Regions from separate parts of the Homo sapiens genome. Here region 1 is linked to region 2. A link is a loop called in an ENCODE intact Hi-C map of the cell type or tissue named here. Cell type or tissue: heart left ventricle. All regions are shown on one strand. Links, peaks and the distances in the headings refer to the core of each region. The heading gives the core; the rest is flanking DNA. Region 1 holds the start of LOC100131532 (a long non-coding RNA gene). Region 2 overlaps PSMB1 (proteasome 20S subunit beta 1).

Evidence for each region. A loop is a pair of places that touch in the nucleus more often than their neighbours do. Peaks named below come from ENCODE experiments on the same cell type or tissue, not always from the same donor. Only the 100,000 strongest peaks of a DNase experiment are listed, where the experiment ranks them.
Region 1: it touches region 2 in a loop (3-fold over the local background); 43 of 110 quality-filtered maps call a loop at or near these places.

The regions. Positions count from the first base shown.
Region 1 is chr6:169,954,242-169,969,404 of GRCh38, reverse strand. LOC100131532 (a long non-coding RNA gene) reads right to left here and starts at 6,782. Exons shown (of 3, transcript NR_027434.2): 1 at 5,648-6,782; 2 at 2,144-3,778; 3 at 1,727-1,795. It overlaps LOC107986674 (a long non-coding RNA gene), which reads right to left. Exons shown (of 5, transcript XR_001744483.2): 5 at 14,133-15,163. It also overlaps LOC107986675. In heart left ventricle, for the core only: CTCF peaks have their summits at 7,232 and 7,446 (motif pointing left); a DNase peak (open chromatin) is centred at 7,434; H3K4me3 peaks cover 1,158 bases; H3K27ac peaks cover 517 bases; H3K27me3 peaks cover 384 bases.
Region 2 is chr6:170,524,335-170,539,497 of GRCh38, reverse strand. It overlaps PSMB1 (proteasome 20S subunit beta 1), which reads left to right. Exons shown (of 6, transcript NM_002793.4): 5 at 2,158-2,264; 6 at 4,093-4,378. The coding sequence ends at 4,278. Among named protein-coding and RNA genes, the nearest start is that of PSMB1, 21 kb to the left of the region's middle. In heart left ventricle, for the core only: CTCF peaks have their summits at 9,281 and 9,484 (motif pointing right); a DNase peak (open chromatin) is centred at 9,477.

The sequences.
Region 1 (15,163 bases), core at 6,362-8,861, 570 kb after region 2:
TTTGACCAGCGAGCAAGGAGACTCATTTGGCACAGAAATCAGTAACTCAGAAACAGGCCTGCAACCCTGGATCAAGGGAATCCAATACAATCTCCTCTTTCTGGCTCAACAGAAAATAGAACAAACTCGGGGCCACTAAAACGGAGTGTGCCCCAGCATGCTCAGCCTTCTCCCGGCTGACTGCGCTGGTCCCAGGGTTACCTGTGTGAGCCACGCTCTCCAGCTCTCAGCCGCAGGTTCCTGAGTCCCTGGGGCCACCTCAGGCTCCTCCAGAGACTCCACTCTCCCTTTAGGACAGGGCCTGGCAGCCGTTGTTCCTAAAATCCCAGCTTTTCCTCGTCCAAACCATTAACCTTGCTGTCCTTTATTAGGGCTCTTGGTCTTGCTGGTCATGCAATAGAAGGGAGGGCTGGGCAAAGGTGGCACCCAGAGCCCAGAGCTGGAGCTGATGCCCAGAGCAGGTCTCATGGTAAGAGTCCAGGGACAGTGCCCACGGGGGACGGGGATCCACCAGGCACTCTGTCCTCATACGCTTACTTGAGATTAAAAGAACGGGGACAGCATCCTGCCACTGAACCTGGGCTGTGACCACCGAGACCGCACAGGTGGTGACAGAAAGAATCTGCAGAATGAGCTCCTGGTGCCCGTCTTCTGTTGGAGGAAGGCGGGCACCACAGCCACTGCCCTCCAAGCTACAGCAGGAGCAGGACATCACCATCCTGGACACACACTGCCATTTTAAGTTCCCCTTGATTAAAAAACCACCTAAATCTGCCCCAAAACATCAGCCTAACAGCTAATGTCAGCATAAACAGAAACACTGCAACACTAAGGTAAACTCCCCTCTGACTAGAGACATCCCAACCCTGCAATAAACTTTCCCTCACATAGAAACAATCCAAGCCTGTGATAAGCTCCTTAATATTCTAAACCCTAAATATTGTTAGTCTGTAAGAGAGAATGCTCCTGACTGAAATCAGCCAGAAGCCCCTCTCAGGTTTATTCTCCAAAATAAACCTGTCTTGGACTGTCGAACCACTTTTCATGATTCTTTCTTCTTTCTTTAACTCTTACACCAAGTTACAGCCAGGAGCAGGAGACCAGGTCCCTGGGAGGAAACTGACCAGACCCGGTTCAGAAAGAAGGATGGATGGCAGGTGGCAGGTGATTCATTTTACGATGATGATGATTTTTTACAGACACGATCTCACTCTGTGGCCCAGGCTGAAGTGCAGGGGCAGGATCATAGCTCACTGCAGCCTCGATCTCCTGGGCTCAAGCCATTCTCCCACCTCAGCCGGCCGAGTAGCTGGGACTACAGATGCATGCCACCACATGTGGTTAATTTTTTAATTTTTTGTAGAGATGGGGTCTTGCTATGTTGCCCAGGCTGGTCTTGAACCCCTGGCCTTAAGCAATCCTCCCACCTTGGCCTCTGAAAGTACTGGGATTGCAGATGTGAGTCACGTCACAGTGCCCAGAGATGAGTAAGTGAGAAATGACTGCTCACCTATCACCCAGATACTTCTGTCCTGCATATGAAACCCTCTTCTGCACATTTCACGACACATTTGCGAGGTCATCCCCCATCGCTGGGAGCTTTGTTAGCCGCAGGTGCGTATTCATCTTTGCACCATGACACTGACAACATAGTCACTCATCTTCTTTGAGAAAAAACCAATCTGTTTGTATCCAAAAAACCGCAAGAAGCCATCGGTACCTCTTTCAAGATTCATTTTTAGTATTTCTGTACCCAAACCCCCCGATGAAGAAACAGCACATGGCACACAGCAGCCTGGCCCAGGGTTAAGGTGAGGCATGAACCCGGCCCAGGGCTAAGGTGAGGCGTGAACCCGGCCCAGGGCTAAGGTGAGGCGTGAACCCGGCCCAGGGCTAAGGTGAGGCGTGAACCCGGCCCAGGGCTAAGGTGAGGCGTGAACCCGGCCCAGGGCTAAGGTGAGGCGTGAACCCGGCCCAGGGCTAAGGTGAGGCGTGAACCCGGCCCAGGGCTAAGGTGAGGCGTGAACCCGGCCCAGGGCTAAGGTGAGGCGTGAACCCGGCCCAGGGCTAAGGTGAGGCGTGAACCCGGCCCAGGGCTAAGGTGAGGCGTGAACCCGGCCCAGGGCTAAGGTGAGGCGTGAACCCGGCCCAGGGCTAAGGTGAGGCGTGAACCCGGCCCAGGGCTAAGGTGAGGCGTGAACCCGGCCCAGGGCTAAAGTGAGGCATGCTTTCATTAGTCCCGTCAGGAGCTCTTGGCTCCTCTGTGACTGCAAATCATTTGCACCCACCTGCGAGTCTCTCCTTCTCAGGATGCACCCTCATGATACATGGAGCAAACACAATAAGCCCTGATCTCATGGGGCTGCTTGGAAACGGGCTGAGGTATCGCACCCCGAGTCACAAGCTTGCGGGAAATGCAGGCACCCATGACCCAGTGCCAGCATGCTCTAGTGGTGTGGGGATTTTGCATAACATAAGGTGAAGCTGTGAGCAGAAGAGGGGCCTGTTGGGTTCTCTGCATCTTTAAGGACTGGGCCTGGCCCACTGACTGCTTCACAGGAGAAGGCAGCATTTCCTGGGGACACAGAGAATCTCATAAAGACACTTCTCTCCCAGGGTTAAAGCAGCTGTGCGGTGCTTTGTACCATGGTCAAGCTCATGCTCCATGGAGGGAACAGGACACGCGGTGGGAATCACGTGGTCCCCTCCTGTGAGTCGATGTTTACTGTGAAGCCTCAGGGGTGAGAGGAGCAGCCAGCTGTGAGTCTTCTCTGGGTGGAGAGCACATGCCGACAGACCAAAACCCAGCACTGGCCCATGGGGAGCTTCCTGTCACAGGGGAGCTGAGGTTTCATTCCAGCGCAAAGAGAACATCTACCAAGGAAAGAGGCTCATGATCCCACTCACACAGAAAAACGTGCCCCTCGGGTGCACACGGGCAGTGGGTTGTGGGGCAGGGGAGCAGGAACACGATCCCATCCACACGGAGGAACGAGCCCCTTGGGAGCACATGGGCAGCAGGTCGCAGGGGAGGGGAACAGGAAGCAGGGGCTCCCTTTGGAGGCTCCTGGAGTCATCCAGGGCTGATGTGAGGAAGCGTCCGCAGAGCTCAGAGAAAGGTGGAGGCTGCAGAGCCAGGAGTAGAAGCTTCCAGGCATTTTTTGGAAATGGGATTAACAGGACTTGGTGAGGCCTGAAATATGTGAGTGGTGGGGCCAACAGAAAGACCGAGGGGAAAAGACGGGCCTCCCAGGACTCTCAGGTTGCTGCTTGAAAATCGGGGTGCAAGGCACTGCCCCTGCTGAGACGAGAACTCCATGCAGGAGTCATCACGTGCCACTGCCACAGAGCACCACGTTCACACCCAGCTCAGTGGAGAGACTTACAGAGCATGAGGGACTTGCCCAAACATCACACGGCTCACCCACCGTGAAGCCAGGACCCTGTCTTCGATCTGCTGACTTCCTGTCCGCCAGCACTATGCGCTCCAGAGGCACTCTGCAGGGTCAGGGCTAGGAAAGGCCACTGTCCGTGATGTCGGCCATTCCTCACCAGGCCCAGCCAGAGCAATGGCCGGGCTCGAAGAGGAGCGTTTCCACGGATGGAGGCTCGGCGGACAGTGCCCCTCTCCACTACGAACTGACAGGCAGGTGTAGAGCAGCGCTGGTTCTCTCTTGGGTCCTCGTCCATCTTCGTGAGTGGCTGTTGCCTGTGATGCCATTTCCATCCATGAACTCCCTGGCCTGTTTTCCTGTGCTTTTCATTCCTCTTCTCCCTGCTGATGGTGGGAGTGTTAAAGGTCATGCCCTACACCTCAAAAAGGGCAAAACTTTCTACTCCCCAGAGTGACTGTACATTTTAACCTTTGCACTCAAGCCAATTCTCAACAACACTGTCTACACGCCCTGCAGCCAATGCGGCCATCCAAACACAGATGGAAGATCTTCAAACTCCTGCCAGGTATAATGCATGCCAGCTTCTCCATCACCTGACAAATACCGCCCATGCTCAGCATCTGCACGCCTGGGCTCACCTCCCCTGAACACCATGTCTTCCCACTGCCTGTTTAATCTGAGCTTTTTCTTCTCCACGAATAATGCCACCTCCTCAGTTTTTACAGTCTCATTAGTGTATAATTAAAGTGTGATAAACAGCGTGCAATTGAAGTATTATCAGCCTAACATATGTATACAGCCAAGAAACCAGTACCACAACCTAAATAGCAAATCTTTTCCTCTCCCCCAAATCTCTTCCTGCCCCTGCAGGCTCCTGTGGGGTGTCTGAGCCCCTCACCAGGCTGCCCACAGGCCCTGGTCCTCCCCATGTGACCCCTTCCCAGGGCTGCCAAGTGTCCTTATGACGGGCAGAGGGCACGGAACAGCATGAGCCGGGAGTGTCCCCAAAGCAAAAGCCACAGTCTTTTTAATCTAATCTCAGACTGGATGCCCCACACCCTGTGCCCTGCTGTTGGTGAGAAGTGCACCATCAGCACAGACCATGCTCAAGCAAGGGGTGGGTCACACCCCTTACTCCTTGGCTCAAGCTCTTATCTCTGCTACCCTCACCCCTGCTCACCCTCAGCCCTGCAGATGCAAGCTCAGATCATCGACTCTTCCAAGTCCTCAGGTGGACAACTTGGAAGCTCTGGCCAGCTTAGAGTTTTTCCTTTCCTTATTAGGGCCATTTCTTATCTCCCTTCCATCAAACACGTCCTTCCATGGGCCACCCACGATGCTATCTCAGCACCAAAATGCTGCAGGCACTGGCCGGACATGCAGAGCTGGCTTGGATTCTGGAGATGCCCTGATCCCTGGGGTCTCTTCCAAATGCTGGTAGGAGGTTTGGAAACCACCACCCAATTCATCTTACCGAGCCTCCTAATTTCCAGGCTTCTAAGCTGCCCTATTCAATCATACGTTGCATTAGAGCTTCATTGTTATGAATTCTTATTCATTCATTACTTGTCTGTATTAATGCCATCTGCCTTATATTTTTAAAGTTCTTAGAAACCAAAATACCCTCCTGGTGTTGATTTAACCATGTGCAGTGTCCACAGGGCACAGTTACAATTATATGCATAATAAATTATTCTGATGATAATTATTCTTCGAACCCAGTAATGATTTAAGGACCACCTGGTTTGGGATTACCTTTCAAGCTTCTTTACTACTTTAAAATGACCCCAAAGGCCTAAGCTGTGGTAAACCGGAGCTGAGGACAAAAATTACAGAGCCATCGCACTCCTTCACAGGAACCGTGGAGGCACTTGGTGCACGGCCCTGCACCTGTGCCCAGAGGAACCTGGAGGCGCTCCGAGCACAGCCCCGCACCTGTGCTCGGAGGAACCGTGGAGGCGCACGCACGCGCACGGCCCCACACCTGTGCCCGGAGGAACCATGGAGGCGCAAGCACGCGCACGGCCCCGCACCTGTGCCCGGAGGACCCGTGGAGGCGCACGCACGCGCACGGCCCCGCACCCGTGCCCGGAGGAACCCTGGAGGAGCACGCACGCGCGCAGCTCCCGCACCTGTGCCCGGAGGAACCGTGGAGGCGCACGCGCGCGCACGGCCCCGCACCTGTGCCCAGAGACCGGGAAGGGAGGGCCTCCAGCCATGCAGGCTGCACGGGTCGTCGTGCTAGACTTCACCTTTTGTCCTGGCTGAGGTCAGGGAAGTCGCTGTGATGTTCCTTTTAGAAAACTTAGCCGAGGGCTGCGCATGCTCACAGATGGCGAAGCAGTGAGAATAACAGGACTCACAGTTCTCTCTGATAACAAAGGAATGACAGAGCTAATCGCTGCGATTCCTAAGAAGTGAGGAATTAATTATGACATACGAATCTTCACCTGCCATTACTTCAAGAACAGAATTAAAGTAGGCTTCCTCTCCTGCACAGTGGTGGGATTCTTCGGTCTGTCTCCCTGGCACCGGGGCGTGATGCTGGACAAGGTCGAGGGGTTGCGGCTGCTGAGGCTGCTCCGGGAGCTCCTGAGGTCCTATGCTGGGCCCTCCCAAGTGCCCCTGCTCACGGCAGACAGAGGGAACTTCCTGCCCCAAGAGAGGGGCGTCAGGCTGGACCGTGGCCCCTGCTCCTGCAGCTCCTAGGCCCAAGCCAGTGGGCCGCCCCACCTGTGTTCGCCTGTGGTCTGGCGGAAGCTGGCCACGTTTCCTTCCCTCCCTGTCACCGGTCACCAAGGGCCACGGGACAGAATTGGTGGTTTGGCTGCGGTTGGTGAGCTGGGTCCGTGTGCCCGGGCTCCCTCGCTGCGTCTCTCTCTTCCGCGAGAACACAACGCACCTCCCTGGCCTCACACACCCAAACTTGGCCCCTACCACAGCTGAGTCGCAGCAGAAAAGGCCATGTTGAAATAAAACCCTGGAGAGGAAGACTGCGAAGGCCAGGTGGGCTGCGGAAGCTGAGGTTTCCTGCGCCCCAGTGGATTCTGCCCACAGCGTGGAGCTTGGTGGCTGAGCCCAGAGCAGCGGAGAGGAGAAGGGGCCGAAATGTGGAGCCCGAGGTGGCTGCAGCAGGCTGGGGGCGCCCGGGGACTCGCTCGGGGCAGCGCAGCCCCTTTCCCGGGCCCTGGGCGCGGACCCTCTGCACACGCAGTCACAGGCCCCAGCCCCACTGTGGCCGAGGACCAGGCAGGCCCCAAGCTCTTCCTCCATGGATTTAGTAATTCGTTTTCAGGGCAAGCTGGAAACAGGACATGAGCCAGGCAAGGCCGCGCTCCTCTCCACTGGCCTCCCCGCGCTGTGGAACTCGCTTGCTCTTACATAGAAAAGTGAGTTTCCTGGTGAAAAGCTGAAAGCACAACGGATCTGGGCGTGGGTTTTGCCGCTTTCTCCTGAAGGAAGCCACGGACGTCTTGGCCTCTTTGAAACCTGTACATGAAATTTGTTTTCTGGGGCAGGCGCCCTCTGCAAGAATCTTACTTCCCTTCAGCCCACCGAGATGGCTGCGGCGTCCCGGGCGCTGAGATGGGGGAGCCCTGAGGGCGTCTCACCGGGAGGAGGCCGTGGGCCCAGCGCGAAGCCGACCCGACATTCCCCCATGAGCCCGGGAGGCATCGCCACATCACTGGGTGGAAGGCGCCCCGCCGCCGGCGCAGGCCCAGACCCCGGGGAACGCGAGAGCCACGAACCTGGGCCAGGAGCCGCCGAGACCAGCCCCGGCCGCCCCAGCGCTCCTCCCGCCCGGGCGCGATGCGGTGAGAATGGCCCCGGGCGGGAACGTCCCCTGTCGGGGCGGCCATGGGAGGCACTGGGGTCCCTGCTCTGCGGCCGCCCCGGTGAGGAGGCGCCCCGGCCACCCCGAAACCCGGGAGAGGCGATGCTGGCGGTGACACCGTCACCCACCGCGAGGACCCGTCCCTCCTCCTGGGGCTGCGCCGGCGCCGGGAAGCTCCCGCGACCCCCGCTCTGTCCGGCTCAGGCTCAGGAGGGCGCCCTCGGGTGTCCGGGAGCCGCATCCTCACCTCCAGAGCGATGGTGGCAGGACAGGCCCACGGTCCTCGTTCGCCCCGGGGGTGCCTGGCGGGGAAGGCGCCCGAGATGCTGAGACCCCCGAGAGCACAGGCAGAACTCAGAGGAGGCTTCTGAGGGAAAATCTCAAATTCACCTCCTTGAAGAACCGACTGTCCAGTATGGGCCCTTAGCCACATGTGGCTACTTAAATTAATTTAAAGTGAACAGAATTAAAACTCCGCTCCTCAGTTGCAGTGGTTGTGTCCCAGCACTCACGTGGCTGTGGCGACCCTCAGTGCTAAGAATCGTCTCCACACCCCGGAAAGTTCCATGGGACAGGGCAGGTCTAGGAGTTGCTGGGTGGTAATCACAGACACATGTGAGAGGCACATGCACACACACACACACACACATACAAACACACACGTAAACACACACATGCACAGACACTTCCCCCTGGCAGTCATCCTGAAGAAGGGGCTGGCTCGCTATGGCGCTAAGCCTAGAACTCAGTGTCTCCTGGAGGTACAGCTTCAGCTCCAGAGAGGAGCCCTGTGTGTCTGCAGTGGAGGCCAGAGGAGTTGGCAGCCGCAGTACAGCGTTCCAAGGATGGAGGGTTTGGGAGGGGCTGCTTCACTTGCATGGGGCTCACCAGGGTCCACGGCTGGGGGTATTGGGAGCACTGAGGCAGAGAGAGTCACGGCCCAGCACCATGGAGCCCACATCCTCCAGGGGAACCCAGGATGGGGACTGAAATGACCAATCCCCATGAGGGCGCTCAGGGACTCATCTGCACCTCCCTTAGCCCCTGGACAGAGCTGCCGAGAAAGGCATCAGTCAGAGCCACGCAGGCCTCCTGAGCCGAGTGCTGGTAGAGAGGGGTGGCCTTCAGGAGGAAGACTGGAGGAGAGGGAGTTTTCTAAAAGGAATGCAGTGTCATTGCCACAGAGAGCCCTGATGGATGTCACACTGCCTCCCCACAGTGTCTGCTGCCTGGCTGGACAAGCCCAGCGCTCCAGCTTGGAGGCTCCTCCCAGCTTAGCAGTGGGGATTCCAGCCGGGAGAAGGCGCCTATATTTAAAACTAAAGTGAATAATGGAGACATTTTCTATTCAGGCTTAAAAAAATAAATTTACAAAAGACATGGAGTTAGGCCCTGGTCCTTCTCTGAAGGGAGGTCATCCGGCCAAGGCCCCACCCAGTCGCCCTAGTGACTCAGGGATCCAGCTTGGCTTCCCTGAAGGAAGGGCCCAGCGGCCAGCATGGCACCCAGGGTGGGGAACAGCGCAGGGCTCCTCACGGGCTCAGGCAGGCGCCACTCTCACCAGCACTGGGATTGCTAAGCCTCACAGAGAAAAGTACCATGGTTCTTTTTTAACTTCGCAGGAGTTAAATGTAACCGCATTTCTTGCCATGGTTAATTATTTCTCCATGTTTCCTAATTACCAACGGACTCTGCTTGCCATCAACTCCTAAATTAATTCTGATTATTTGGATGAGTGATAACAGGATTTCTGTTGCTCCTAATACTAAAACCAATCATTTGAAATTCAAAAGCACAGACATTTTTTCAAGAGCCTTTTCAGAACCTTATTGGGAGTGGGCACTCAATAAATGTTTGCCAAATTGATTTAAACCCTAGACTGAACTCCGTTAATAGCATTTTAGGACATTCATCTCGCCACTGAGCAGGTGCTCCTGCCAGCCCCTGGGAGGCCCTGAGGGCTCTGACTGGCCTGGGGCCTCCTGCTGCTTGGGCTCCCATGTGGCCTCAGGCCCTTGCGTCTGACCTTACCCCTGGCCCACGGAAGCAGAGCTTCTTCCCTGGAGTAATGAGTCCAGGCTCTGCTGATGAGCTGAGAGCTGAGAATGTCTCAAGGTTGGTGTCCAGAGGCTGCATCTTGGCTTTTTCCCTCAAGGTCAGAGGAGGGGAAATGATTGGGCACCAAGATTGGTGTCTGAGCACCCGCTCTCCTCCATGGGGCAGCAGATGGACCTCCGCAGTGCCCTCCAGCCGTGAAATGCCCAGGACCTCTGAGGCAGGCCTGGCCCCTGGGACTTGACCAATCCAGATGCAGGGCCTGTGGGTCCTAAGAGAGCCACCCGAGGCCCTGTCGCCGGCATCCACTGCAGGAGGCAAGACCCCAACATCGCCACCTTCCACAGCACACACAGCCCACTTGCTTAGCTCCCTGTTGCATTAAAAGATTTTCACAGAAATGACTTCCTCCAAGCTCAGATGCCGCTCTTTCCCCCTTTCCTGGAGGCTTTCTTGTTCTGTGCTCTTGAAACAGCTGCAGATCCTAGTGGCTTTGAGACACAGAGGCGGCCCGGCAGATTTATCATTCACTGCTAGCTCGTTAGACATTGTCAAAAAGCATGATCTGGCCCAGCATGAATGTTTTAACGGTGCCAGGGGGAGAGGAGGGAGGAGGGGAAGCCGAGGGCAGGGCTGGAAAATCGGGGAGGGGAGGAAGGAGGGGAAGCTGAGGGCAGGGCTCGAAAACCCGGAAGAACCGGGGTGGCGGGAGGGGGACCACCCCGCAGGCAGGAGGTGTGCGTCACAGACATGCTGGGGCTGCACGGCACTGTCCCAACCACAGGTGGTGTTCTGGAGGAAAACGCTACTTCTGCGTCTGACGGCCAAAGTGCCCTTGTTGCTACTGATCCGCTTACTGAGTGGAGTTCGTAAACACCAAGTACCAGGTGCTTCTTTCAGCAGGAAACAGGCCATCTGCTAGTGACTCAGAGGACGGAAGAGAATGTTCTTGAACGTCTTTCATGCTCAGGTACCATGCAGGTATAGGGCAGGTGCTCTGCTGGTGTGTTCACGCTTTGACTTACTTGTCTGAACCATCCTCCGGGAAGAGTTTTTCTTCCAACTTGCAGAGGAGGGGACTCAGCACAGCCAAGTCTCAGTGGCTCCCAAAGCCACGGATTAATGATCAGCAAATCTGAGGTTTGGCCCAAGTATTTAAAATAACCCTAATTTATTGCAGTGAAATTCACAACTGTAACGTGGAGCATGTGGAAGTGAACGGTTCGGTGTGTCCCACCTCCATCTAGTCCAGAACGCTTCCCCGACTCCAGAGGAGGCTCTGAACTCCCTGCACAGTTTCTCCTCACCCCCTGATCCTCCAGGCTGGCAAGTAGCAACCTACTTTGCCTCCATAGATTTGCCTGTCCTGGGCATTTTGTATGAATGGAACCACACAACACGTGGTCCTGTGTATCTGGCTTCTTCCACAAGCTTAACGTCTTCAAGGTTCATGCATGTTGTCAAGGTCTTACAAGTACTTCTTCACTGTTGTTTAGGGCCGAGTAATATTCCATCTCATGGATGGACCGCATTTTGCTCGTCCATCTGTTGATGGACATTTGGGCTGTTCCCACCTTCTGGCCACTGTAACGAATGATATTATGAACATGTATGAACAAGTATTTGCTGGAGTCTGTGTCTTCAGTTGTAGGAGTGGAGCTGCTGGATCGCATGCTAAGTCCATTTGCTGTAATGAACTCTTGGGGAGCCCCTCTATCGTTTCCACAATGGTTCTCACGAGCAATGCTCAAGGGTCCCAAATTTCTCTGGATCCTTTTGCCATAACGTCTTATTTTTTTTTTCATTCTCTTTCTTCCTGTCTTTCTGCCATCCTAGTGGTTGTGAGTGACCCAGGTTTTTTTTTTTCTTTATGTCAGTTGGCCTGATTCTATGACTCAGAATTTCTGTTGACTTTGGTTCCTGCTTAAAATTGAAAGGGGCTATCATCGACTTCAATTTCTCTAGCAAAAGTTAGAATAAAGATTACTGCGTTTATATTACAAGTGCAAAGAACCAATTATCTGTGACATTTTTTTCTTTCTGGAAAACTATCTCAACGAATAATCTCAAGCCTCTCACTGCCCCCAAGTTCCACCAAAAACAAAACCACTTTCAACCACTGAGGAGCCAACCTGAGCCGGCCATTGCATCTGTGGCGGCCTCCCTGGGGAGGGGCAGTGGCAGCCGGGAGGGTGCAGGATCGGGCTGGCGAAATAATCTCAGGGGAGGGCCGTAGGGTGCAGGGAGGACCGGAGGGTGCAGTGAGGACCGTGCTGGCAGAATGATCTTGGGGGAGGTGCAGAGGCGCCACGGGGATGTGCCGGCTCAGCCAGCCAAGGGCAAGGAGGCTCAGGGGGGTGAAAAGGAAGGAAGGAGGCCTCAGGCAGGGAGGCCCGTGTCCAGGTGCTGCGCCAGGACCCACCGCAGGCTCAGGCCGCAGAGGCACGGGACCCCGAGGGCCATGGTGAGAGAAGTAGGCACTCAGACCCCACCACAAGGGACACGGGGCCCAGGAGGGCCGTGTCTCATTCCCCAGCCACTGACCACAGTGCCTGGGTGCAGCCTCCAGCCCAGGCTGCCCTTCGCTTTCTCCCAAAGGTGCCACCTGCCCAGGCCTGCTTCTCCCGTGAGACATCAGGACCCGCGATGGCTCAGCGACTACTGTGAGAAGCAGCAGAGCCCAGAGGCGAACCAGCAGCCACAAACCCAGGTCCCATGGCCCTCAGATGCAGACCCCAGCCCCCAACCATAACCCTCTCAGATGCAGGGTCTAGCCCCCCACCACAACCCTCTCAGATACAGGGCCCAGCCCCCCACCACACCCCCTCAGATGCAGGGCTGCAGCCCCCCACCACACCCCCTCAAATGCAGGGCCCAGCCACCCACCACACCCCCTCAGATGCAGGGCCCAGTCCCCCACCAGAACCCTCTCAGATGCAGGCCCCAGCCCCCCACCACACCCCCTCAGATGCAGGGCCCAGCCCCCCACCACACCCCCTCAGATGCAGGGCCCAGCCCCCCACCACACCCCCTCAGATGCAGGCCCCAGCCCCCCACCAGAACCCCCTCAGATGCAGGCCCCAGCCCCCCACCACACGCCCTCAGATGCAGGCCCCAGCCCCCCACCACACCCCCTCAGATGCAAGGTCCCATAACTCCCTAGACACGGGCCCCAGCCCCCTATTCCCCCCCAGACATGGGGACCCCAGCCCCAGAAGGTGCCTGTTCAAAGGGAGCTCCGGGGTCCCGCTGGGCACCTGGGTGTGCTCCTGGACGCTGCCTCTGGGCACCACAGGGAAGGTGTTGAGGATGGACAATGCATGGGGCCAGTGGTCCAAGAGGAAGGACCCGTCCACTGGGGCCCAGGGCAGGTGCCAGGCTCAAGCGCAGAAGGCCTCTGATCCCAAGGAGGCAGCGCCGGCACTTTTGGAAATGGAGCAACATTTGGAATGCTTTAGGACTTTCTGTCCAGTAGGATTTGAGAGCAACTTTTAGTAGAATGAAAAAGAAGAGAGTGTTGTGAGGCGCTGCCTTGTAGCTTCCCGGCCGTCTGCCTGTTGAGTCTGTGTTCTCGAGTTCAGGATGAGATTTTCTCAAAGGCGGCACATGCAGCTGTAGCTACTTAGCGTCCTGATTTCAGACGAAGAAAATGCAGGGACGACTGAAAACACAAAACGGATACCACATTTGAATTCGGTGGCATGACCTGCAAAAGCGGACCCCAGCGTCCCCTCCTGCCGGAAGCAACTGAACACAGGTGAAGTGGGCGTGGCTCAGCAAGGCCTGGCTGGTAGGGTCGGCTGAGGCCGGAGGTCAGCAGCCCTGTTGGTTGCTGGCTGGGTATGGGTGCCTTGAGGAGGTTGCCATTAGCTCTGGGTGATGCTGGTGGGGCTTCAGAGACCCTGGTCCGCTGCTGAGTGAGGTCCGGACCCTCAGGACAGCCAAATTTGTTTCCATCCTGCATCAACACTTGCCACCCAAAACTCTGCTCTTGTGTCCTCAGCCCCAGCCCACCCAATCCTGAGGGCTGAGGTGGCCCTCCCCTCCACGCCCCCTCACCTGAAAGCCTCCTTGGGGCCTTGGCAGCAGCAGCCAGCTCTGTGGGAGGGAAAAGGAGGCTTGTCCAAGTGAAAGCCAAACACACAGCCACCCCCCCTTCACCCAAGTTCCCTGTGAATTTGCGTCTTTCTGCAAAACTCTACCCAAATCGTGTATGTGGAGCAAGACTACTGCCGGCCCCTCCCTCCCTCACCCTGGAGGCTGCAGTTCACGTTAGCACAGTGAACACTCTTCCGTGATTGCACTAAAGAAACTTGCTTGTCGTTTTTAACCCAGCACTTCCCAAACTTACTCGCATGGAGCTCTTTTCTTGCAAAACGCGTATTAACATTTGGTGGAACACTTGTACTCCTGAAAGCACAGCAGCGGCAATTCTCGTCTATAAATGGTTTTGAATTTAACAAATGCCATTCAACGAGGTTTTTCTTAACAGATTTATTGAGATATACTTTAAATGCATACAATTCTGTGTTTTTAACATACGAAAAGAAATCAAGCTGTTATTAGCAGTTACTTCCTGCTTCCTCTTCTCTCCTCCCCTGGCAACCCTAATCCACTTTTATTTCTACAGGTTTTCACTTTCTGTACATTTCACATAAACAGAACAATGCAACATTGGTCTTTTGTGGCTCTTTCACTTAATTTTTTCAGGTTCATGCATGTAGCATGTGTTTGTAATTCATTCTTTCTTTTCCTTTTTTAAATAATTCATAGATTCACACATCATTTCTTTGTAATGGCTGAATAATATTCCATTGCGTGTGTTTGTGTGTGCATTTGTGTTTTTGTATTTTTGTGTGTTTTATGTGTTTGTGTCTTTGTATTTTTATGTGTTTTTTTTGTTTTTTGTTTGTGTGTGTGTATGTATGTTTGTATGTTTGTGTTTGTATGTTTGTGTGTATGTGTTTGTGTGTGTGTGTTTGTGTTTTTGTATTTTTGTGTATGTTGGGTGTGTTTGTGTTTGTGTGTGTGTGTGTCCCACCTTATGTCCTTTCATCAGTTGATGGGCATTTGGGTAGTTTCCATTTTGGGCTATTTTGAATAGTTCCCTATGACATTCTTTGTTTTAGTATGTGCTCTTCTTAGACACAGAGCCAATAGGATGCATGTACAGAGAGAAAGATAAGAAGGGGATTTTTTAGCGGAATTAGCTCATGCAATTTTGGAGGCTGAGAAGTCCCATGACAGGTCATCTGCAAGCTGGAGAACCAGGGAAGCTGGTAGAGTGGTTCAGTCCAAGTCTGAAGTCTTCAGAATCAAGAAAGCTGATGGTGTAACTCTCAATCTGACACCAAAGGCTCAAGAGCCCAGGGGGTCACTGTGTTAAGTCCCAGAGTCCAAAGGTCAGAGAACCAGGGGTTCTGACATCCAGGGCAAGAGAAGAAGGGGTCCCAGCTCCCCAAGAGAAAACAAGAATTCAGTCTTCCTCTACCTTTGTTCCATCCAGGCCTTTAGCCCAGATCATTGAGGGCAGATCAATGCAGGTGGACCTTCCCCACTCAGTCCAACAACTCACACCTCAGTCTCCCCCAGAAACACCCTCACAGACATACCTTGGACAGATCAATCATTCTAATCAAATGCCAATCTTCCTAGGTTTCTCTTTTGGCAGAAGAGGGATGGGCTCAGTGCCTCCTGGAGTACTGAGGATGATCAATGGCCTCCCAGCTACCTGGGCATCTCTTGATCCAGTCAGGTTGACACTTATAATCAACCATCACAAGTCCACCCCTTGTCAACTTGGCACCCACATGCATCTCCTTAAACCATATTTAATCTCTTAAAAAGATAATGACAAGGTCATAGTTCCACCTAGCAT
Region 2 (15,163 bases), core at 8,200-10,699:
GAGACTGATTCATATATTAACTGTTGCCCATTTCCTTATTTGCAGGTTAGTTTTCTTCTTACTGATTTTCAAGAACTACATTCGACTGTGTCAAATGTCTGTGATATTATAGATACTCCCAAGAGTGTTATTTGTCTCTTTTGGGTGGTGCCTTTTGCTACACAGAAATTGCTGTGTTTCATACAGTCTAATCTGTCAATCATTTCTTTATGACATTCAGTTTCTTGCCTTGTTAGAAAAACTTCTCCCATCCAAAGCTTAGCTGTATTTCTTTTAAGACTTGTCTGATTTTATTTTTTACATTGAAATGATTGTGCTTTTTGGATTTTACTTTGATGAGGAAAAGCACTTTGTAATCAAGATTCATGCCATTCTACATTTATTTTTGTTTTTATTTATTGATTTTTGCTGTTTTATACTGATTTTACTAGTGTCTCTCTTGCTTCTTCTAGGGGGTCTTTAAAGCTGTGTTCTTGGACATAGCCCACCCTTTCTTTGGTTTATTTTTTTAAATTTGTTGTGTGTGGTTTTCTGAGATTGGTTCCATCCTTGGGTAAAGCTTTTGGGCCTCAGTTTACTTGTGGCCTGTCATCCTCATGAGAGATACAATCATTTTTCTGCCTTTACACCTTACATCTCTTTCTTTTTTTGTATATTGAGGTTAGTGGATTGCCTGCTGTGATCTCATGTCTTGTCCCAAGCTTGCTTCCAGCAAAAATACTTCCCAGTTTCTTAGGTGACCTCAGATGGTGCCTTCTCCACCAGAGAATTCAGTTTACACAATCCTTTTTCTTTTTTTGAGACCAAGTCTCGCTCTGTTGCCCAGGCTGGAGTGCAGTGGCATGATCTCGGCTCACCACAACCTCCGCCTCCTGGGTTCAAGCGATTCTCCTGCCTCAGCCTCCCAAGTAGTTGGGAATAGAGGCACGTGCCACCATGCTCAGCTAATTTTTGTATTTTTAGTAGAGATGGGGTTTCACTGTGTTGGCCAGGCTGATCTCGAACTCCTGACCTCGTGATCGGCCCACCTCAGCCTCCCAGAGTGCTGGGATTACAGGCGTGAGCCACCGCGCCTGGCCAAGTTTACGCAGTTCTATAGTAGAAAACATACAAAGCTAACAGTGGCAGTTGTACATGGTTAGTAAGGAGATTGTCCCTATATCACATCTCCCAGGGTACTGAGTTCTGGTATATAATGTGTTTTCTAAATCAGTTATGTTTTTAAAAAATCATACCTTGTAAATGACTCGTGATTTCTCATACCCAGAACACGGTTGTTTTTAACAGGCCTTTTTAACGATTGTAGAATCACCTGTGTTCTTTGTAACAAACTCAAATAAGATAGAAGCACATGAATTAATTCCCTTCTTTTCTTGCCTCTAATTCAGAGCTCAAAGATGACCAGCCACAGTTACTTATCTTTCCAGACTTTTTTGTGCTTGTACAAATAGTTTTCTTATTCTTTTAAACAAAAGCAGTATCGTATTTTACAGGTTACAGAATTCTCTTCGTTTTACTGTGTCTTGCGGATGTGTCCCTTGGACCTGTCTATATACATAAGTCGTGCTTTCCTTCAAGTTCTCCTCTTCGTTAGCTTAGGAGAGCCAAGAAATAAAGACTTTCTTACAAATGACTGTTTGAGTTTGGCTGATGTGTCCTACAGAAACCTCACCATCTCTCTCTGTGTTCTCCCTACTCTCTTACGGGTCCTTACCTACTACCATGGCTTGGATTATTTTTGTGTATTCTCATGGCTTCCAACTGTTTTACATCTGCAGTGGTTAATTCTCTTGTCATCTTTACCTGAAGATCATAAAAATGCCTTTCTCCCTCTTACCCACCCTTTCTGTGTTACTCAATATTGTATTTTAACTCCCAAGCCTACAGTTTACCCTTGAACAACACACCAACACGGGGATTGGGGCTGTCTGCTGGGTGGCACCTGTGCAATGGTGACTGGGTTCTGGCTGTCACATGTGCAACAGTGTGTGTGCTGCAGCTGTCACCAGTGCAACAGTGGCTGTGTTCCAACTGTTCCCTGAAGTTTTAGCCAAGGTGATAGTCCGTTTTGTGTCACGTTTTGACCTGATTTATTTTTGCGATGATTTGGGATTGTGATTGGATACCATCCTTATGAATACTGTTTTCTTCTTTAAGGAAAGGGGGCTGTATACAGCTTTGATCCAGTAGGGTCTTACCAGAGAGACTCCTTCAAGGCTGGAGGCTCAGCAAGTGCCATGCTACAGCCCCTGCTTGACAACCAGGTAATGATACTGTGTCCAGGTAATGATACTATGTCCAACTTGTCATGGTGTTCAGTTGAAGTGCCTTCCTCCAAGTTCTCCTCTTCATTAGCTTAGGAGAGCCAAGATATAAAGACTTTCTTATAAATTACTGTTTGAGTTTGGCAGACGTGTCCTACAGAAACCTCATGGTCTCTCTCTGTGTTCTGCCTACTCTCTTGTGGGTCCTTACCTACTCCCATGGTTTTGATTGTTTTCCTGTATTCTCATGGCTTCCAACTCTTTTATGTCTGTAGTGGCTAATTCTCTTGCTGTCTTTACCTGAAGATCATAAAAATGCCTTTTTCCCTCTTACCCCCCCTTTCTGTGTTACCCAATACTGTACTTGAACTCCCAAGCATACAGTTGAGCCTTGAACAACACGGGGATTGGGGCGCCAGTTCCCCGAGCACTGGAAAATCCACATATAACTTTCGACTCCAAGAAAACTTACAAATAAGCCTACTGTTGACTGGAAGCCTTGCCAATAATGTAAACTGTGGATTATCACGTATTTTACATATGTATTATGTGCTGTATTCTTATGATAAATAAACTACAGGAAAGAGAATGTTATTAAGAAAATTATAGGAAGAGAAAATACATTTACAATACTGTATTTGTTGATACTGTAAGTTTACATCATCTGTTTACAAGGAGAATCATCTGTCTGGAGTGGTGGACAACCACAGCTGCAGACCTCAATCTACAGTACATATCAAGCAATTCAGCTTTTTCTTGTGATGTCATAACTTTCCCTGCTTCTTGGGGAGCAGTTCCAGCATCACTAATAGTGCTTTGTTTGGGCCACTTGTTATTTAAGGTTTATAATAATCGCACTAAACACAATGAAAAACAAAGGAGAACATTGAGAGATCACTTTAACTTTTTATAATCAGTTTATGTGTATTTTATGGTAGTAAATGATAAAATAGCTAGTATCTACATATAGTTTATACATTTGTGGCATACCTTTCTCTTAATTTTTAAGGTATTTTTAGGCTACTTGGCTCATCTGAGTTTTTCAAAGTGTTGCGAGTCTCCAAAAACTTCTCAGTGTGTTTACTGAAAATTTATGTGTCAGTGGGCCTGAGTGGTTGAAAACGGTGTTATTCAAAGGCCGCCTGTATTTCTAATTCGTCCCTCTTTGTGATTACTGCTGGCTAAATTCAGACCTACATTATTAGATTATTGGATTTATTTCCTAACATCCTTTCTGCCTACAAGTTTACTTCCCTAATTCCTCCTGCTCAGTTTTCTGAAGGATGTCATATATAGCTACTCCTCTGCTTATTGCTTATTGACCTCATCTCCTGTCACCCCACTACACCCAGACCCTAACTCTGCTTTTCTCAGAAAAGATGTGCTTTTCCTAACTCCGTCCCACATCTTCAGTCTGGAATGTTCTGTGCTCTTCAGTGTAGCCTTCAGCGCTCACCTACTTAAAAGTCCTTTCTGCTGAAGCCTGTCTTCTTCTAGGAGACTTAGTGGACATCTGTTGGGGCTCTCCTGGCTCTTATTTTCTTCTTAGTTATAGCAATTCTCTGATCACTTTGCTTGCATACGTCCACCTCTCCGGGTCATGTGCTTCTCAAGAGTGGGAGCTTTGCCAGGGAATCGTTGTCAGATTTCTGATGTGTGTAATTCATCCAGGTCTGGAAGGGTCTTTATTCAGTCTGAAGGACATTTTAATTTTGTGTAGTATTTTCATCACAAATCCTCGTACACATGAGGGTATTGGAAGAAACTTGAACCTTTCCTTTGTGCTCACTGTCACATGACATCTCACCCAAGTTTCATGTCCCACCAGGTTGGTTTTAAGAACATGCAGAATGTGGAGCATGTTCCGCTGTCCTTGGACAGAGCCATGCGGCTGGTGAAAGATGTCTTCATTTCTGCGGCTGAGAGAGATGTGTACACTGGGGACGCACTCCGGATCTGCATAGTGACCAAAGAGGGCATCAGGGAGGAAACTGTTTCCTTAAGGAAGGACTGATCTGTGTGCTCTTATCACCAATCAGTTCAGACCTGGTTGATTTTGTACTTTGGAACTGTACCTTGGATGGTTTTGTTTATTAAAAGAGAAACCTGAAGTACTCATTTTGCTATAACTTGTCTTCTCTAAGCAGGACAGATATAGGAAGTAGAATTTCTTTTAATTTTCTTCATTTTTCCCACCCTTTTCTATTTTTCTGAGATTTTTTTTTTTTTTTTTTTTTTTTTTTTGCATTTTAAGTAATGAAAACAGGTCATGTTAATTTTCCCTTACACTAATGAGGTAGGAATTTCTCTGTAAAAGTTGACCTTTTGAGCAAACTTATCTTATGAAGAGGGCTCTGGTGTTTACGCAGCCAGCTTGCCTGAAGGGACCTTTAAACCATCCAGAAGGGAGAGTATTTACTAGGGTTTTATTAAGACTCTAATGGTTATAAATGAAATATCTTAAGATTTTTCACTTCTGGGACTGTTAAGCCATCTGGAATAGCTATTTTGGAGAAAAATCTTCAACCAAAATAAAACTGTAAAAAAAAAAAAATAGGCCTTTATACAAGCTGTAGCCAGAAATCTGGGATAATTTTTACAAGCACTTTAGTAATGTTATAATTGAGACCTAAGTTTTGATAGAGCCAAAATTTTTTAGATCTATTAAATACATTTTAACTCCATTATAATATTTGAGTAATTTTCTTGTTATTGAACAAGTCAAATTATATGTAACATGGGAGTTATTGTATGCTTTGTACCAGAACAACCTGTGGTATAAATGGAATTTTACTAAGTTAGTGGTTAATCTTAGATACCACTTTTGTTTATTTTGCCTTTTATAAATAATTCAAATTATCGAAAGCTGCTAGTAGATACACATTGTAAACATTTATTGCACAAACATCAATACTGTCACTCACTATCCCAGGCATTGGGGACACAGTGGTAACACCTGGTTCATCTCTTAACAGTGTCTGTATGAGGATTCTCCAAAGACTCAGAACCAATAGGATATGTTTGTATATAGAGAGAGATGAGAAAGGGTTTATTAAAGAAATTGGCTCACTCAGTTATTGAGACTGAGAATTCCCATGCCTGGCTGTCTGCAAGCTGGGGAGCCAGAGAAACTGGCAGCATGGCTCAGTCCAAGTCTGAAGGCCTCACAACCAGGGAAGCTGATGGTATAACCCTTGAAGTCCTGAAAATAAGGAGTTGGGTGTGAGGGGTTGCTAATCAAGTCCCTGGCTCGAGGAGAAAGACAGTGAATTATTTGCCTTTGCCTTTTGGTTCTATCTGGGCTCCATTCAGTTGGATGGTGCCTGCTCACACAGGCTGATCTGCACTCAGTCCACAAACTCCTAGGCCAGTCTCCGGAAACATCCTCACAGACAAACCCAGAAGTAATGCTTTACCTGCTGTCTTGATATCCTTTAATCCAGTCAAGTTGACACCTAAAATTAACTATCCCAATGTCCCAACTAAAAACTGTAGAGTATCCCAATTTCAAATCTACATTTTTTCTTCTTTATATACACTAGGTATATTCTTATTCTAAAGGATTTCCCATTTTGGAATTTTCTGTTTATATAAAGTTGTGTATCTAGGATTTTCTATAAGGTTCTCACCTCCCAAGGTGTATAGGGAAGTTCTACAAATTGAGTAATGATTGATGGCACATAATTAGTGTTCCATGATGTTTTTTTACAACCTTCAGCTAACATTGTTTTAATCCAGTATTGCTGTAGACTTTGAACATGGTCTTAGTTTTGGAGTGAACACGACTTAGTCCAGAATGTGTTTGGCATATGGCTCCTAGAGCTAACCTGGCTACTAGTTATTTGGGTAGTTTTATAGATCATTCAGGCACATTCCTTGTGTGAAAAGAAAACCTTTGATAAACATTAGAAGTATGATTCATTCTTAAGAGTTAGGCTTGAAGATTCCAGTGAGAAGCTGCTGATGTAGAGACTTTCTCTTCATTACTGCCTGCAAGGGGATTGGAAGTATCTGGTAATATTACAAGTGATTGATGGAAAACTGCTTGAGAGGTTGGCCATGACTCCATTTATACACACAGAATGCACGTAGATGTTTGGATTTGTCTTAATTATCCGACAGATGGCATAAATACTTTCCGGCAGTCTGCTCAGTGGGGCTGTGCTGACTTGGGAGGTTAGAAACAAACTGAGCCCGTGACTGCCAGGTACCACTCGTGTCTCCATATTTCCCATGCAGCAATAGCTCCTGCTGTAGTCACAGTGACTTTGCAAGCCTACCCAAGGGGAATGTAGACAATTTAGTAGGAAAATAATATTTCTTACCAAAATGTCTTGGCCAAGCACAGTGGCTTACGCCTGTAATCCTAATACTTTAGGAGGCTGAGGTGGGGAAATCACATGAGCCCAGGAATTTGAGACCAGCCTGTGCAGCATGGCCAAACCCCCTCTCTACAAAAAATGAGCCAGGGATGGTGGCACATGCCTGTAGTCGTAGTTACTCAAGAGGCTGAACTGGAAGAATCACTTGAGCCCAGGAGGTCAAGGCTGCAGTGAGCTGTGGTTGTGCCACTGCACTCCAGCCTGGGTGATAGAGCAAGACCCTGTCTCAAAAAAAAAAAAAAAAAAAGGCATAATTATTACCCTGATAGGTTTCCTTTTTCTGCCTTTCTGTACCTGTTACCTGGGTGAGCACTTAATGGCCCAAAAGTGTATTAACATGCTTTCTGATTCTAGGTCTCTCATTCCTTGTATTTGTGAATTTCAAACTGTAACTGGAAGATTCCCTGTATCAGAATTACGTAGAGCACTTGTTCAAAATGAACTCCTAGGTTCAATAGACCTATTGTCCCAGTCTCTGAGCTAGAAATCCCAGGTGATTCTTATGCATACACAATTTGAGAACTTCTTTAACTCCTCATCAGACAGGTTCAATCAGAGAAGCCCTAGGAGACATAAAAAGATTTATTACAGAGTTCGGCCTCACATAAGAAGAGCTGATTAGATGATCTATATAAGCCTGTTTCTGTTTGGTGCTAGGAGCCTAAAACCCATAGCACAGGCTGTCAAAGGGGCGATGGTGCAAAAGGAGGAGGGTCAACAGACTGGATTGTGACCTGGGACCATGGGGGACACCTGTGGCAGTCCCACTACCTTAGAACTTTCACTTAGTGATCAGGTACTGGCCTCCTTTTTCATGGCTAGACATGCACCTGGCCCAAGAGCTTGGGAGAAGTTGCAGAAGGGCCTGACAGGAGCTTAAGGAGCTGGGACCCCATATGCAGCCCATGCCGCCAGGTGAGTCAGCAGGTAAAGAACACGCGTGAGCGGTGACAGCCCATCATGCTCTGCTCAGCAGCACAAGAGCAGATGGCTGCTGCCTCACTGCACCTTCTGCATCTTAGGCTCCTTTCTCTGAGTGCAAACCCACCAGAGCTGTTCAGTACCCATCGGTGGTCTTCATTACTGCACGAAGTCCAAGTCTTTCTCCGCTTTGTGAAATTAATTCAAACTTAAAGCTGTTGGAACTTCAAATTATTCTGAGCCTTGAAAGACATGTGGCTATGCAGAGCCTGAGTTATGCGGCATGCAGGCGCAACTTCTGCCTTTTCCCCTGTAAACAAGACAAAAAGGCACCAGACATAAGACCCCTCAAATCACTACTCCTCCGCACAGAGTAATAAAGTAATCTTGGAATGAGCAGCAATCTATAACCAATCAAATTGCTGTGGCGAATGCACTGGTCTTGTATGGAAAATGTGATCCTGCTAAAATTTCTAAGTGAAACCTTAACTTCTCCACTTTGAAACATTAACCTTACTGGTTTAGAGTCAGTGTTTCCAGGTGGCCATTCTCAAGCTCTGCACTCGAATTAACCCTCTACTTAATCATATTTTCTAAATCTCATTATTTAAGGTTGATAGTTTTCAGATCCCTCCACGCCATCCTCGCCTCCCCCACCCAACTCCCTACCTCTTCAACATACTTCTTTAACTAGCTGGGCTGCTTTGTTAAGTGGGTGTGATATTCTCATTCTTCAGTGATTCAGCTAACATTGTCTGACTTTGTGTACTGTCCCCTTGAACTTTATAAATCATACTCTTAAAGTCCAGATCAAGTTTTATTTTCTCTATTGAGATTTTCCCAACTTTTCTAGATTTTATGAATTTCTTCTGAGCGTCTATTAACTTGATACTTGTAGTTTATATTAAATATGAATGCAATTGTTTGCTGTTATTTCTTAAATATTGCCCCTCCCATTTACTTTTCTTATATATCCATTATACGAAGTCTGAACACATAGGAGGCACCTAAAACCTATAAAGAGACATGGAACTTGTTTAAAGGACCCAGGAGTGATCCGTTTGTTAGTGTTGATTGAAAATCCATCCTGCTGCCTACTTCTGGTTGTGAGAGAAACATTAAATCTGTGAGCAGTGCAAACTTCTTTCCATCCCTCCTCTGGAGTTCCTAGCAGCAGGCCTGGGTCTAAACGTGGGAAGGAGCTTCAAATCTTTTATTTCAAGTTGTCACTTCTATGGAGGGGTAGTAGCTCTGTCCATGGGCAATTTGGAATGTTGGAGGAGCCTGAAGGCAAGTGGAGTTAGGAATACAAGTGTCTCACCCTTGAGTTCCGCTCAGCAGAATGAAGAGTATGGGTGCACTGCTTCACCCACAGGATTGCGCTGATTTATCTGTTGACATACTGTGCTAGTTTTCTCCCTAGACCGGGAGGACCGATAGTGTATGTGGGTGCATTTCAAGGCAGCCACTTTGTATGGCCACTATGTCCAATGAAAGGAGAGGCCTGTGGCCCCACTCTTGTCATGAGCACCCTCCCAGCCAGGCTCGGTGTCTTGTGCCTCCTCCGCCAGACAGAGCTTCATGTGCATCTGCTCCACTCTTGAATGAGTTTAGCTGCCAATTTGCTCTCCCTTGTCTGAATGGCTCCTGGAGCTTGTGAATCATCTTTGAAAAATATTTCTATAATGGGAAAATATTTTAAAAACAGCATGGGGCGTGAGCAGATGTCCACAGGGCTGATTGTTAGAAAGTATAGGTGATCGAAAGTGTGATCCTCCCACTTTGTCCTCAAGCTGACCAATGGCCTGACCTCTTCTGCAGTGAGAAGCTGCTGGAGAGTTGGCTGAGGGTCAGGAAATCAAGGGACCTTCATTCTTCAATGAAAGCCAGGCTCCACATCACCCTCCAAGAGGCCGCCAGATGGCAGTGTTGACTCATCCAGCCTCTGTGAGAACCACAGTTTTCTAATGCTCAGAAAACTGCTACCACAGTTTTCCAGTGCACAGACTTTACTGAGTGACTAGGAAGGGGCCTTGAGCCTAATCATTAATCCTGTTTTATAACCTGGAAGGAGGTACACCTTGTTGCTGTCCTAAATCTCAGCTATTCCTCAGATCAAAGCGGAAAGGACAGAAGGAGATAAACCCAGCAAAATTGGTAGTAACCTATGCTGGAGGTGTGCAAAATTGGTAGTAACCTATGCTGGAGGTGTCCTAGGTGTATGCAGGGGTTGGGAGGTGGGTGGGTGGGGGAGAGGGAAAGGGGGAGAGAGAGAGAGAGAGAGAGAGACAGGGAGAGAGAGAGAAAGAAGAAGAAGGAGGAGGAGGAGGAGAGAAGGGAGCAGGGGACTGGTTGTGGTTTGGAGAGACAAAAATCAGAACACAGAATTTTTTTGGAGCTATATACTTTCATAAACAAGGAAACTAATGGACAGAGAATACATTAAAGTGCTCTGTGCAGGCTGCTGACTAGTGGCAGAACAGATTAAGACTCAGTGTTTAGTTTTTCTACTTCTCTCTCTCTCTCTGGGTTTCAGTGTTTAGTTTTTCTGCTTCTCTCTCTCTCTCTCTTTCTGGGTTTTCTTTGTTTTGTGCTATCAAGTTCTTCTTATTTCTTTTACTTCAATAAATTTCTTTCAAATGAATCTAAATGTTATGATCTAAGGACACAAGTTGATAAATGCAATTAAGATTCTTGGTTGAAGATTTTGTGTAGGTGGTATTAGTAGAAAGTATCCACAAAGTCATGGAGCAAAATCTCAGATTTACAAAGTTCTAGGTCTGCCTTGGCCTTCCAAAGTGTTGGAATTACAGGCATGAGCCCCTGTGTCTAGCCTTATATTGACATTTTTCACTTGCATTTTAGAATTGATTGTTGAGAACCCCTTGAGTGACCTAGGTCAAGAGACTGCTGATCTGTCTGTGATGGGTTTGATATTTTTTTCTCCTCACCAAAAATGCTAAGAACATTCATTTACAAAACTGGAGACATTGGTAAGCTCTTACCTTTCTCATCCTGTGGGACTGCACCAGCCTGTCTTACTGCTTCCTGGGAGGTTCTATGCACAAATTCTCTGGGACCTTCTCAGGTTAGGCAAGACCTCCAGAAGACCTACCAGCTATCTTGCTCCTGAAGTTCAAGGCTCTGAAAGCCTTAAATGTCATGAAGCATGAAGCATTTCCAGGAAATTTGTGGTTTTCTCTTGAAACTTCCCAAAGAGAACTTTTTCTGAAAACTGTTTACAGCAATTTGATGGAGACCAGCATTTCCGAGGGCCCAGAGGAAGGATCAGAGAACAAGGACAGTGACAGGGGGATTTGGTCATGAGAGTCAGAGGCCCGTGTGATTTGCAATACTCCTTTCTGGAAGCTCTAACGAATATGAATAATCAAAGATGCCATTACTGCATAACAAGAGCATTGGACACTAAAATATAACTTTTCCGAGAAATTGAAATTTGCTTATTTATGTTGTTTATTTAGGGGTATGGTCAGGGTATTTTATTCAGACACTTAGTGTGCTCAATTTATTCATTTTTTCAACAGTATTTCTGGAGCTCCTATTATGTTCTAGGCACTATAAAGACACATGCACACGTATGTTTATTGCGGTACTATTCACAATAGCAAAGACTTGGAACCAACCCAAATGTCCATCAGTGATAGACTGGATTAAGAAAATGTGGCACATATACACCATGGAATACTATGCAGCCATAAAAAATGATGAGTTCATGTCCTTCGTAGGGACATGGATGAAGCTGGAAACCATCATTCTCAGTAAACTATCGCAAGGACAGGAAACCAAACAATGCATGTTCTCACTCATAGGTGGGAATTGAACAATGAGAATTGTTCAATTGTTCAATTGGCAATGCAGGGCCTGGGAAGGAGCTTCCTGCAGGCCGAACAGAAACAAAATGACACTTCCCTCCATTCTAAGCCAAATAACCTAGTGGTTCCTGTATGTGCCTCAGAGTGAAATTGAAATCCTAACCCTGAAGTCATTTTGTAGAGGCCTTAAGCTTCTTGTTGTGAGATGTTTCCTGGTTCCCTTCAGAAAAGGGCTCTGACAGGGTTTAGCAGAACTATTGATGGACGACTTGGCATGAGTACATCTGGATACATCAGAACTTTGTCACAAGAGTGGTGTTTTAGTTTTAAATTCCTTAAATAACCAATAATTGGGACATGGTTAAGTAATTTATGAAATGTTCACTACATGAAATATTTTCTGGCCATTAAAAGTGGTGGCCATGAAGACCTGGCAGCAACATGTCAGAATATTAACGCAGAATGCTAAATGAAAATCAAGAGTCCAGAATTGTACACAATGACTGCAGGTGTGTGAAAACATGAAAATGCAGACGAAGAACATCCAAATTAATGTAGTGGACTGGCCCCCTATAAATGAACCAGTGGACTGGTTCATTTTATTGACCATTTTAGGACAAGACTTTATACATTTGGAATTCTATATTTAATAGCACCCCTTGAATTTTTGCATGATTTTAAAAGACCAACCAAACTTCTTATAATACTTAAGTTTGATTGTGGCTGCAATCTAGCAATCAATTTAATGAAAAATATCTAACTGGAAACTTTGAGTTGATAAAAAATCTGTTTGATAGATTATTTCACTTTTAAATAGCCTGTTGCTATCAATAGATACATCTGATCATCTCCTAATTAGTAAATAATGAAGACTGTTGTTTTCATAAGTATTAATAAGCCACAGATATTCTGGGATGGGTTGCTGGCAGGAGGAAGATGTTGACTTGCTAACTGAGGAGTATGAACCCGGTCAGTGCTGCTTCTGTACATAAAGACTGTTAGTTTAGATGATGGCCTCACCAAAATAATATTCTGATTTGTCTGCTTGATTATGAAGGTGCACAATTAGCAAGAAAAATCTGAGACTTTTTAGACAGACGTATACAAAACCTCTGGGTTGTCTTGAGAAAACCCAGAAAACCGACTTCTCTCAGGCTTCATGAAGGGGAAAAGGTGTTTTAACCTTTAGCACATGTTACAAAAATCTAATACGGCAAAAGATATTGAGAAGTGGAGAGTTTCACTAAAAATTATTGGGCTAATAAATGCTTAGAGCCAATATGTACACACAACACACACACACACACACACACACACACACACACACAAAGGAAAAAGCTAATGGAAAACAACTAAGCCCTATTTTATTCCGTTGGAAGCCGTGAGCAATGCCAAGTGTCCACACTTAAAAATGAGATACAAACACGTTTTCTCTCATGTTTTTCACAAATTTGAAGGAAACAATTATCAGTCAAGACTTGTCAGAAGATTTGGTATAAATTTAAGGGCATATTTACTTTCTCTTGTCACTTTAACAAGTTTATGTTGTCCCGTGTCCCTTATAAATCTGCTAGAAAAATAAGTTTGGAATTTCAAAGTAGAAAAACCTTGGAAATAAGATCTTCAGTGGCTTGAAGTTTACACCCAGTCTGGAGCTAGGGCCTCCACATGCATCAGCACATCTCATTCTTGTGTGAAAATTTTTAAATTGATATGTAGTATTTGTACATATTTACAGGGTACATGTGATATTTTGTTATTGCATAATGATCAAGTCAGGGTATTTGGGGTGTTCAGCACCTTGAGTTCATCACCTTTCTATGTGTTGGGAACATTCCAAGTCCTGTCTTCTAGCTATTTTGAAATATGCAAATATTGTTGTTAACTGTAGTCACCCTACTCTACTGTCGAACAACAGATCTCACTCCTTCCATCTAACTGTCTGTTTGTACCCATTAATCAACCTCTCTTTCTCCTCTCCCCCACACATACCACCTTCCCACCCTCTGCTAGCGACCGTTCTACCTTCTACTCAGCACATCTCATTCTGACTCTTCCATCTGATGTGAGCAAGTCTGTCCTGAATTAGAGCTGTTTTCTAGAGGGCAAGATCTTATCTTTGTTTATTATTTAAAGTGTCCAGCACGCTTTGATTTATTACTAAGCACGAGCTATTTTTTACTTGAATTTCTATAATGCTTTGTTATTCATTCGTGTTTTTTATTATGGAAATGTCAAATAAGCCCCTTGTATATTTCACCCACCACTATTCATGGTAATCTTATTATCGTTGTTTATTTTGAAGTAAATCCTATAATTTTATTAGTAAATATTTTAGTGCTCCTAAAAGATAATGATCGCATTTAAAAATATAATCACAGTATCACAATTGTACCTTTAAAAATTAACTATAATCCCTCAACATTCAATATGCAGTCCATGTTCAAATTTCCTTGATTGTCTCATAAATGTCTATTAACATGTCATTCAAATCTGGAAACAAGCCTTTTTATCTCTCTCTCTCTCTCTTTCCTTGAAATTTACATGTTGAAGAATCCAAGTCGTTTGTCATGCAGAATCTTCCACATTCTAGATATAAATGATTGCATTCCTGTAGGTTCTGTCCTGTCTTTTCCTATAAATTGGCAGTTAAATTTAGAGGCTTGATTAGATTATGTTCAATTTTTCATCAATAAAGCAACTTATGTTCATATAAATCTTATCATTGCTTAGATGAACAAATTAGACCTGTTTCTTTTTCTTTTCTTTTCTTTTTGAGAGAAGGTCTCCCTCTGTTGCCCAGGCTGGAGTGCAGTGGTATAATCATGTCTCACCGTAGTCTCTACGTCCCTGGGCTCAGTGGTCCTCTCACCTTAGCCTCCTTAGTAGCTGGAACTACAGGTGTGTGCCACTATACCTGGCTAATTTTTGTACTTTTGGTAGAGACAGAGTTTCACCATGTTGCCCAGGCTGGCCTGAAACTCCTGGGCTCTAGGGATCCACCCCCCTCAGCCTCTCAAAGTGCTGGGTTTATAGGCATGAACCACAGCACCTGGCCCAGACCTGTTTGTATTGGTTAAATGATAATGTACTAGAGGAGAAATCTTTTTTGTGATATGACATATCTCAAAGTATCATTGATTTTTGAGTTTGTGTCAATATGAGATAAACTTTAGTTTCTAAAAATAGCCACAAACTTTCTTTAGATCACAGAATCACAGATTCCACTTGGGCAGGACTTGAGCCTCTCACTCATGTAGGGCCCCTTTCCACCTTCCTGGAGGTATGGTCACCTGTCCTTTGCGTGACCAAGTCGGGATGAGGAGTTAGTTACACGCAGACAGGCCACTGGTAAGTCTCTCACAGTATTCCAGCTTTTCCTTCAAGGCATTTTTCTTCTAGGGTTGTTGTCTATTTTGTTGTTGTTGTTGCCTGTTTGTAACAGGTTTCTATTCTATCGTGTTACCCTGCTCTGTGTTAATAATATAAATACCTAACAAATTTTCTAGACTATCTAGCCCTTTAACTGAGGGTTTTTTTTTCTTTTTCTTCTGATTCTTTTTACAGCTAAGCCCCTATACTTAACACTCTCTTTTCTCTGCTCCTGATGGTTAACACCTTGATTTACATACTTTATTCAAGGGATAATAGTAATACTGTATTGCTATTAGTCTCAGTCACCTCTGTGTCATCTTTCCTACTGCTGTGTTGAGACTATTTTGGGGAGTGTGCCTCAGCGACAGCTGTGAGCCACATTTAACCC